2 separate regions of the Homo sapiens genome follow, and region 2 is linked to region 1. A link is an interaction called in ENCODE POLR2A ChIA-PET data of the cell type or tissue named here. Cell type or tissue: GM12878. All regions are shown on one strand. Links, peaks and the distances in the headings refer to the core of each region. The heading gives the core; the rest is flanking DNA.

Evidence for each region. ChIA-PET counts read pairs that join two places held together with the same protein. Peaks named below come from ENCODE experiments on the same cell type or tissue, not always from the same donor. Only the 100,000 strongest peaks of a DNase experiment are listed, where the experiment ranks them.
Region 2: POLR2A ChIA-PET joins it to region 1 with 5 read pairs; 3 of 35 experiments call an interaction of 5 or more read pairs at or near these places.

Annotation. Positions count from the first base shown.
Region 1 is chr15:90,666,702-90,671,086 of GRCh38, forward strand. All of the region lies in intron 2 of CRTC3-AS1 (CRTC3 antisense RNA 1), which reads right to left. Among named protein-coding and RNA genes, the nearest start is that of LINC01585, 8.7 kb to the left of the region's middle. In GM12878, for the core only: no CTCF peak of the experiment used is centred there; no DNase peak of the experiment used is centred there; H3K4me3 peaks cover 812 bases; H3K27ac peaks cover 2,403 bases.
Region 2 is chr15:90,828,449-90,832,833 of GRCh38, forward strand. No RefSeq gene overlaps it. Among named protein-coding and RNA genes, the nearest start is that of FURIN, 38 kb to the right of the region's middle. RefSeq lists an enhancer at 1,642-1,731. In GM12878, for the core only: no CTCF peak of the experiment used is centred there; no DNase peak of the experiment used is centred there; H3K4me3 peaks cover 423 bases; H3K27ac peaks cover 320 bases.

The DNA.
Region 1 (4,385 bases), core at 297-4,296:
CACTGCACTCCAGACTGGGCAACAGAGTGAGACCCTGTCTAGAAAAAAAAAAAGGAGACGAGGAAGGAGAAGAAACACGTGGTTTTAGGGGGGTTTATCTGAGGGTGGCCAGGCAGCTCCTGGGAATCTGCGCTGAGGAGCAGCCAGGCCTGGGGGCAGGGATGTCCAGGGGGAGCCAAAGCAGGCCCAGCTTGCCTTCCTTTCTGTCTGCGCCTCTGTTGCTCGGTGGCATCTTTTTTCGACTGTGTCCCTGTTTCTGTCTTTCCATCTTGCCATCACTTGAATCCTGTTTGACTCTGTCTCCAACTGTCCCTGCCTCAGGACAGAAATCTCTTCTCCCTGTTTCCCCAGCTCACCTACTTTTCCCCTCTCCCCGCTGTGCAGAGCTGCTCCCTCACCTCTGCTGAAACACGTGGGTCTTTCCATGATCCAAACAAGTTTGGTGATTACACTAACTGACCCTGTCTCTGGATGTCCCCATCCAGATCCCCAGGGCAGACTGAGCAATGGGCTCAGTCTCTGGGGCACTTCCCCACGGGGCAGCTGCCCCCTCTGCCCTGTGGTTGTGTGAGCACGTGGGGTTGGAATGGGGACACAGTCCACTCTTGGGAGTGGCAGTGAGTGTGAGAGTTCTCAGCTAAAGGGCAAAACCTGGGGACACACCTCAAAAAAAAGGCTTCTATTTAGGGCAGTGAAACTACTCTGTATGATACATCCATACTCTGTATGGATGCATGTCATTGTACATTTGTCCAAACCCACAGCATGTTCAACAGCAGAGTGAACCCTAATGTACGCTGTGGACTCTGGGCAATGATGATGTGTAGGTTCATGGATTGTAAAAAATGGACTGCTCTGAGGGGATGTTAATCATCGGGGAGGCTGGCAGGGAGTACACCGGAACTCTCTGTACCTTCCTTTTTGCTGTGAACATAAACCTGGTCTAAAAAAAATTAAGTCTTAAAAAAAAATTTTAGCTGGGTGCAGTGACTCATGCCTGTAATCCTAGCACTTTGGGAGGCTGAAGGGGGTGGGTCGCTTGAGCCCAGGAGTTGAAGATCAGCCTGGGCAACAAAGTGAGACCCCCATTTCATTAAAAAATTAGCCAGGCATGGTGGCACACACTGTAGTCCCAGCTACTCGGGAGGCTTGAGTCCAGAAGGTCAAGGCTACAGTGGGCTATGATCACACCACTCACACTCCAGCCTGGGCAACAGGGAAGACCTTGTCTTAAAAAAAAAAAAAAAAAAAAAAAATCAAGGACCAAGAGCAGTGGCTCACACCTTTAATCCCAGCACTTTGGAAGGCCGAGGTGGATGGATCACCTGAGTTCAGGAGTTTGAGACCTACCTGACCAACATAGTGAAACCCCGTCTCTACTAAAAATACAGAAATTAGCCAAGCATGGCAGTGTGTGCCTGCAATCCCAGCTACTTGGGTGGCTGAGGCAGGAGAATCACTTAAACCCAGGAGGCGGATGGTTGAAGTGAACTGAGATCGCACCATTGCACTCCAGCCTGAGCAACAAGAGCGAAACTCCATCTCAAAACAAAACAAAACAAAACAAAACAAAAAATTAAATTTTTCTTAAAGGGGAAAAAGAAAATAAAACGCTTCTATGTTAAGGAAACCCCACAAAAAGAGGTGCTCCTGGAAATCCTGCAGAAAAGCCTGAATGTAACTCTCCTAATGCCTTGTGCTCCCTTCTGCAGATTTTACAAATATATAGAAATATATGTACATTCCTAAGGCTTAAAGATAAATTTCACATGTGACTGTGAAATGAGATCGTAAAAAGATGTTTCTGTTCTATATGATTCAGGGTGAAAGGCTTTCTAAATGCAGTATGTTGCATTAGTATCTTCATACAGCCTCTTCCTGACATCAAGGTTCTATGCTTATATATCATGCATTAACATTGCTGAAAATCTATGTAAAAACTTGGCCCAGGAAGAACCTAATTAAAATATGCAGTTTCCTTGATTTAATATGGCCAAGATTTTGCCAAAAAAATTCTACATGTTTTCAGAGATAGCTCTGGGAACAGAGCTTTTTCTGTCGCTCTTTCTCAAGACACCCCCTTTGAATCTCAGTGAAGGACCAGGAAGGTACCTCACCAGCCAAGAGAGACCATCTCTGAAAGACACAGTTGCTTAGATGTGGGGCCAGTGATGATTGGTAGATTTATTCTTCTAGATTCTTTTTTTTTTTTTTTTGAGACATGTTCTGGCTCTGTCTCCCAGGCTGGAGTGCAGTGGCAAGATCTTGGCTCATTGCAACCTATGCCTCCTGGGCTCAAGTGATCCTCCCACCTCAGCCTCCCAAGTAGCTGGGACTACAGGTGCATGCCACCACACCCGGCTAATTTTTTTTAAAACTTTTTTGTAGAGACGTGGTTTCACCATATTGCCCAGGCTTTCTAAATGTTGAATAAACCTCAAAAGAGAAATGGCAGCATTTGCTTCTTTGTAGAAACTAAATGTGGCAAAATTCTCCCATCCTGAATCACAAATTAATTGTTCAAATGGCTATTTCTCATCCAAGGTGTTAGACAGTTCTCTCATTTCCAGGGAGTTTCGTGAAACCATGGTTTGCCTGGCTTCTGTTTTTTGTTGTTGTTGTTGTTGTTTGTGGGTTTGCTTTCTAAGAGACGGGGTCCTGCTCTGTCGTGCAGGCTGGAGTGCAGGGCACAATCATGGCTCACTGCAGCCTTGAACTCCTGGGCTCAAGCGATCCTCCTGCCTCAGCCTCTTGAGTAGATGGGAATATAGGCACATGCCACTGTGCCTGGCTAACTTTTTAACTTTTTTGTAGAGATGGGGTGTCACTGTGTTGCCCGGGCTGGTCTTGAACTCCTGGCCTCATGAGATCCTCTGGGCTTGGCCTCCCAAAGTGCTGGGATTACAGGCATGAGCCACCAGACCTGGCCTGCGTCTAGTTTCAAATTGTGCTCTGAGAGTCCCAGGGATGGGCTGGAGCTGCCCTCCTACCCCACACAGAGCAGCTCTGATTTGATCTGTTTTACTTATTTTCCTAATGTAGTTGTTGTTTGATTAGTTATACATTAAACATCAGTTATATAGCAACAGCCCCCTAATCCAGCCCTGTAGTTGTCAAACTCTTGGGTTTTTAAAAATATTTACATTTCTAATTCTAAATAATAAAGCTTATATGTCTATTGATTTTTTCAATTTGAACCACCATCTACTGACTTCAAACTTCCTACTCTGAAAAATGGAGACTAAGCTCTCTGACCATACCCCTCAACACCTATACACAAACACACCATTTCCCCCTGCTGATCTTCCCCAGAGAGTTACATCACAATGTTCAAAGAAATCAAAAGTGTTTGTTTGTTTATTTGTTGAGACAGAGTCTTGCACTGTCGCCCAGGCTGGAGTGCAAAGGCGTGATCTCAGCTCACTGCAACCTCCACCTCCCAGGTTCAAGTGATTGTCCTGCCTCACCCTCCCGAGCAGCTGGGATTACAGGCATCCGCCACCGCACCCAGCTAATTTTTTGTATTTTTAGTAGAGACGGGGTTTCACCATCTTGGCCAGGATGGTCTCGAACTCCTGACCTCGTGATCCACCCACCTCAGCCTCCCAAAGTGCTGGGATTACAGGTGTGAGCCACCGCGGCCGGCCCTCATAAGTGTTTATATCATGATGACTGTAGAAGGTACTATTCACCCTGCCCATGATAGGAAGAATGCCTAACTCCAAGTGTGAGATCGGGCACAGATTTCCAGAAGTTAACAGATAAAGTGAGACTTGAAGAACACGCCTAGGGTAGCAAGGAGACGGGGAGCTTGGGTGGAAAGACATTTGGGGAATTGGAGGCATGAGGGAAACTGAGAGGCGCTCAATGGGAGGGGCTGGAGGGGTGGGGAGCAGGGGGAGACGCCAAGGAGTTCAGTGCAGAGCAGTGTCAGATCAGATTTGCATTGAGGAACATGCCTGTGTGGTGCCTGATGAACATGGACACAGGGGTGACTGGAGGTACAGCTGGGCCTACCCCAGCTGAGCCTCATGAGTGAGCTACCAGTGAGTTCGGGGTAGTCCTCTGGCAAGAAGTGTCACTTGTCAGAAGTCAGAGGCCACCCAGGGACCTGGTTGGATGGGGATGCCAACCATGAGAGTAAAGAACAGCTCAGGCCGGGAGCAGTGGCTTACGTCTGTAATCCATGCACTTTGGGAGGCTGAAGCGGGTGGATCACCTGAGGTCGGGAGTTCAAGACCAGCCTGACCAACATGGAGAAACCCTGTCTCTACTAAAAATACAAAATTAGCCCGGCGTGGTGGCGCATGCCTGTAATCCCAGCTACTCAGGAGGCTGAGACAGGAGAATCGCTTGAACCTGGGAGGCATAGGCTGTGGTAAGGT
Region 2 (4,385 bases), core at 301-4,300, 160 kb after region 1:
CCATTCTCCCTCCGTGAGGTTCAAGATCAAAAGTTCCCATGGGAAGGCCACAACCATTTCTTCTGTGAGGCCCGGAAATGATAATGGGTTCCTCATACTAAAAGACTTTCCTGGCCAGGTGCGGCGGCTCGCGCCTATAATCCCAGCACTTGGGGAGGCCGAGGCCGGCGGATCACTAGAGATCAGGAGTTAGAGACCAGCCTGGCCAACATGGTGAAACCTTATCTCTACTAAAAATACAAAATTAGCCGAGCGTGGTGGTACATGCCTGTAGTCCCAGCTACTCGAGAGGCTGAGGCACGCGAATTGCTTGAACCCAGGAAGTGGAGGTTGCAGCAAACCGAGATCATGCCACTGCACTCCAGCCTGGGGGACAGAGTGAACTCTGTCTCAAAAAAAAATATTAAAATTTAGCCTGGTGCAGTGGCTTATGCCTATAATCTCAGCACTTTGGGAGGCCGAGGTGGGCAGATCACGAGGTCAGGGGATCGAGAACATTCTTGCTAACATGGTGAAACCCTTTCTCTACTAAAAATAGAAAAAATTAGCAGGGTGTTGTGGCACATGCCTGTAGTCCCAGCTACTTGGGAAACTGAGGCAGGAGAATCACTTGAACCCAGAAGGTGGAGGTTGCAGTGAGCTGAGATTGCGCCACTGCACTCCAGCCTGGGCGACAGAGCAAGACTCCGTCTTAAAAAAAAAAAAATTAAAATTAAATTTTTAAGACCTTCCTGCTCCCTGAAGTGGGCCACCCTGATCCCAGCCCCCAGGTCTGGAGTCACCATTTCCAGTTCTTCAAACCTGCCTGTTGCCGACATGCTGGGTGACCTTGGGCAAGTCACTTCGCCTCTCTGTGCCTCGAGGCCTCACCAATAGAATGACCCTCACTGGAAGCTGATAATCAAGTCCGCCCACCCACTTGGACATTCCAGGACTGTTCAATTTCAGTGCCATATAGACTTACATAAGCAGGGCTGCATTTCTTTAATTTGAGTAAAATGCAAATGCTCCTGGTGGATGAGTCTGCACTTCTCAACCCCAAGCCTGCTCAGGTGCATCACTTGGGCGGGAGGGAGAGGTCCCACCCAGACCCACGGACCTCTGCTCTTGGGGTGGACAGGCCCTGGAGATTGGCATTTTGCAGAGCCTCCTGAGGAGGGGAGTTCAGACTTTAGAAGGCAGAATGAGGGGCGAACTCCCCAACCCCAATACCTGACCACATGCACAACAATGACAAATTTTTGGGAAAAGAGTGAGCCAACAGGCCAAGGTGGGTGGATCACCTGAGGTCAGGAATCCAAGACCATCCTGGCAAACATGGTGAAACCCCATCTCTACTAAAAATACAAAAATGAGCTGGCTGTGATGGTACGCTTGTGGTCCCAGCTACTCAGGAGGCTGAGGCAGGAGAATTGCTTGCACCCAGGAGGCGGAGGTTGCAGTGAGCCGAGATCTTGCCACTGCACTCCAGTCTGGGTGACAGAGTGAGAAGGGACCTCCAAGGCTATCGTGTTCAGCTGCTGGGGTGAGGAGTAGGGCAGAAGGCTGGGCACAGGATGTTTAGGGGATGACAGGACAGAGAAGACCTGTGGCCCCCAGCAGGGTGGCCTCAGCCGGGGGGACTTTCCCACCCACCTCTGCGCACTCAGGCTACCCAACTGAAAACAATGCAGCCTCAAAACTGCCCTTCTTCGGGGAAGACAGGAAGGTTCCCGTAGCAGAACAAGTAAAACGTCAGGAGTTAGCTAACCGAGCAAGATGAAAAAAACTTGCAACGCCTCCCTACACGCAAGTGCCAGGAAAGGGAAGGAAATCACACAGGGGCACAGCTGAAAGCCAGCAGAGCCAAGGACCTGAGTGGCTTTCTTGGAACTGATAGCTTCGCGCTAGACAAAAGTGAATGAGAATATGAACCAGGTATAAAAAGCACGAGCCGGGTGCAGTGGTGCGCGCCTGTCAGGCCCACCTGCTAGGGGGGCCAAGTGGGAGGATCACTTGAGCCCAGGGGTTTGAGACCAGCCTGGGCAACCTTGTGAAGCCCCATTTCTTAAAAAAAAAAAAAAAAGTTGAATGAAAAGAGCACAAAGAAGAGATGACAGGCCAGGCACGGTGGCTCACGCCTGTAATCCCAACACTTTGGGAGGCCAAGGCGGACAGATCACCTGAGGCCAGGAGTTTGAGACCATCCTGGCCAACATGGTGAAACCCTGTTTCTACTAAAAATACAAAAATTAGGCGGGTGTGGTGGCGGGCGCCTGTAATCCCAGCTACTCAGGAGGCTGAGGCAGGAGAATGGTGTGAACCCAGGAGGCAGAGGTTGCAGTGAGCCAAGATTGCACCACTGCACTCCAGCCTTGGTGACAGAGCGAGACTCTGTCTCAAAGAAAAGAAAAAAAGGAGAGATGACAAAAAAAATATATATATCAGGAAATGCAAAGAAACTGCAGAGGGGAGGAAACGCATTAACCAAAACAGGACCATGACACATCTAAAAACAGAGTTACAACATAGTACATGCATCTGAAAAGCAAGGGAATAGTGTGGGAGAGAAACTTGAAATAATTGCAGTGAATTTAGAGAAAAAGACAAATTAAAACAATTAGAGAGAAAATGACCATTATGGGTCCCAGACCTTCCAACATCAGGGTGACTGCACTCCCTGAAGTAGATTATCCAACAACTGAAACAAAAAGCTATTTAGAGAAAGTCTTCCTGAAACGAAGAACCAACTCTACAGACTGCGAGGGCATGACTACTCCAGGGAAGCAAATTCACAATGACCAACATAGGAACATACTGGCTGAGTTAGTGAACTTTTTTTTTTTTTTTTTTCAAGACAGAGTTTCGCTCTTGTTGCCAGGCTGGAGTGCAATGGCAAGATCTCAGCTCACCACCACCTCTGCCTCCCCGATTCAAGCGATTCTCCTGCCTCAGCCTCCCGAGTAGCTGGGATTACAAGCATGTGCCACCATGCCCAGCTATTTTTGTATTTTTAGCAGAGACAGGGTTTCTCCATGTTGGTCAGGCAGGTTTCGAACTCCCGACCTCAGGTGATCAGCCCGCCTCGGCCTCCCAAAGTGCTAGGATTACAGGCATGTGCCACTGCGCCCGGCCAAGTTACTGAACTTTAAGGATAAAGAAAAAACTCTTCAGGCACCTGGACAAAATGTCATTAAAGAATGGAATGGAAGGCCGGGTGTGGTGGCTTAAGCCTGTAATCCCAGCACTTTGGGAGGTTGAGGCGGGCAGATCACCTGAGGTCAGGAGTTCAAGACCAGCCTGACCAACATGGAGAAACCCCCTCTCTACTAAAAATGCAAAATTAGCCGGGCGTGGTGGCGCATGCCTGTAATCCTAGCTACTGAGGAGGCTGAGGCAGGAGAATCGCTTGAACCCCAGAGGCAGGGGTTGCCGTGAGCGGAGATCGCGCCATTGCACTCCAGCCTGGGCAAGAAGAGCAAAACTCCATCTCAAAAATAAATAAATACATTAAAAATAAAAATACAAAAATTATCCAGGCGTGGTGGTGCATGCCTGTAATTCCAGCTACTTGGGAGGCTGAGGCAGGAGAATCACTTGAACCCGGGAGGCAGAGGTTGCAGTGAACCAAGATCACACCACTGCACTCCAGGCTGGGCAACAAGAGCAAAACTCTGCTTCAAAAAAAAAAAAAAAAAAAAAGAATGGAATGGAATCTATTTCAATTTCATTATAAGGCTAAATGCTGATAGCCAGGCATGGTGGCTCATGCCTGTAATCCCAACATTTTGAGAGGCCAGGATGGGTGGATCACTTGAGCTCAGGAGTTTGAGACCAGCCTGGACAACATGGCGAAACTCTGTGTACAAAAATACAAAAATTAGCCAGGCATGATGGCCAGTGCCTGTAATCCCAGCTACTGGGGTGGTTGAGTAGGGAGAATCACTTGAATCCGGGAGGCAGAGGTTAGAGTAAGCTGAGATCACACCATTGCACTCCAGCCTGAGCGACAGAGCAAGACCCCATCTCAAAAAAAAAAAAAAAAAAAAGGCGGCCAGACATGGTGGCTCACGCCTATAATTCCAGCACTTTGGGAGGCTGAGGTGGGTGGATTACTGGAGGTCAGGAGTTCAAGACCAGCCTGGCCAACATGGTGAAACCCCATCTCTACTAAAAATACAAAATTAGCTGGGCGTGGTGGCGTGCGCCTGTAATCTCAGCTACTCAGGAGGCTGAAGCAAGAGAATCACTTGAACCCGGGAGGCAGAAGTTGCAGGCAGAAAGAGTGAAACTCCTTCTCAAAAAAGAAAAAAAAAAAGACTAAATACTGGGAGAATTATGGTTTTAAAGTAAAAGTGTTACAAACCTTGACAAAATCTGAGCGTGGTGGCTCACACCTGTAATCC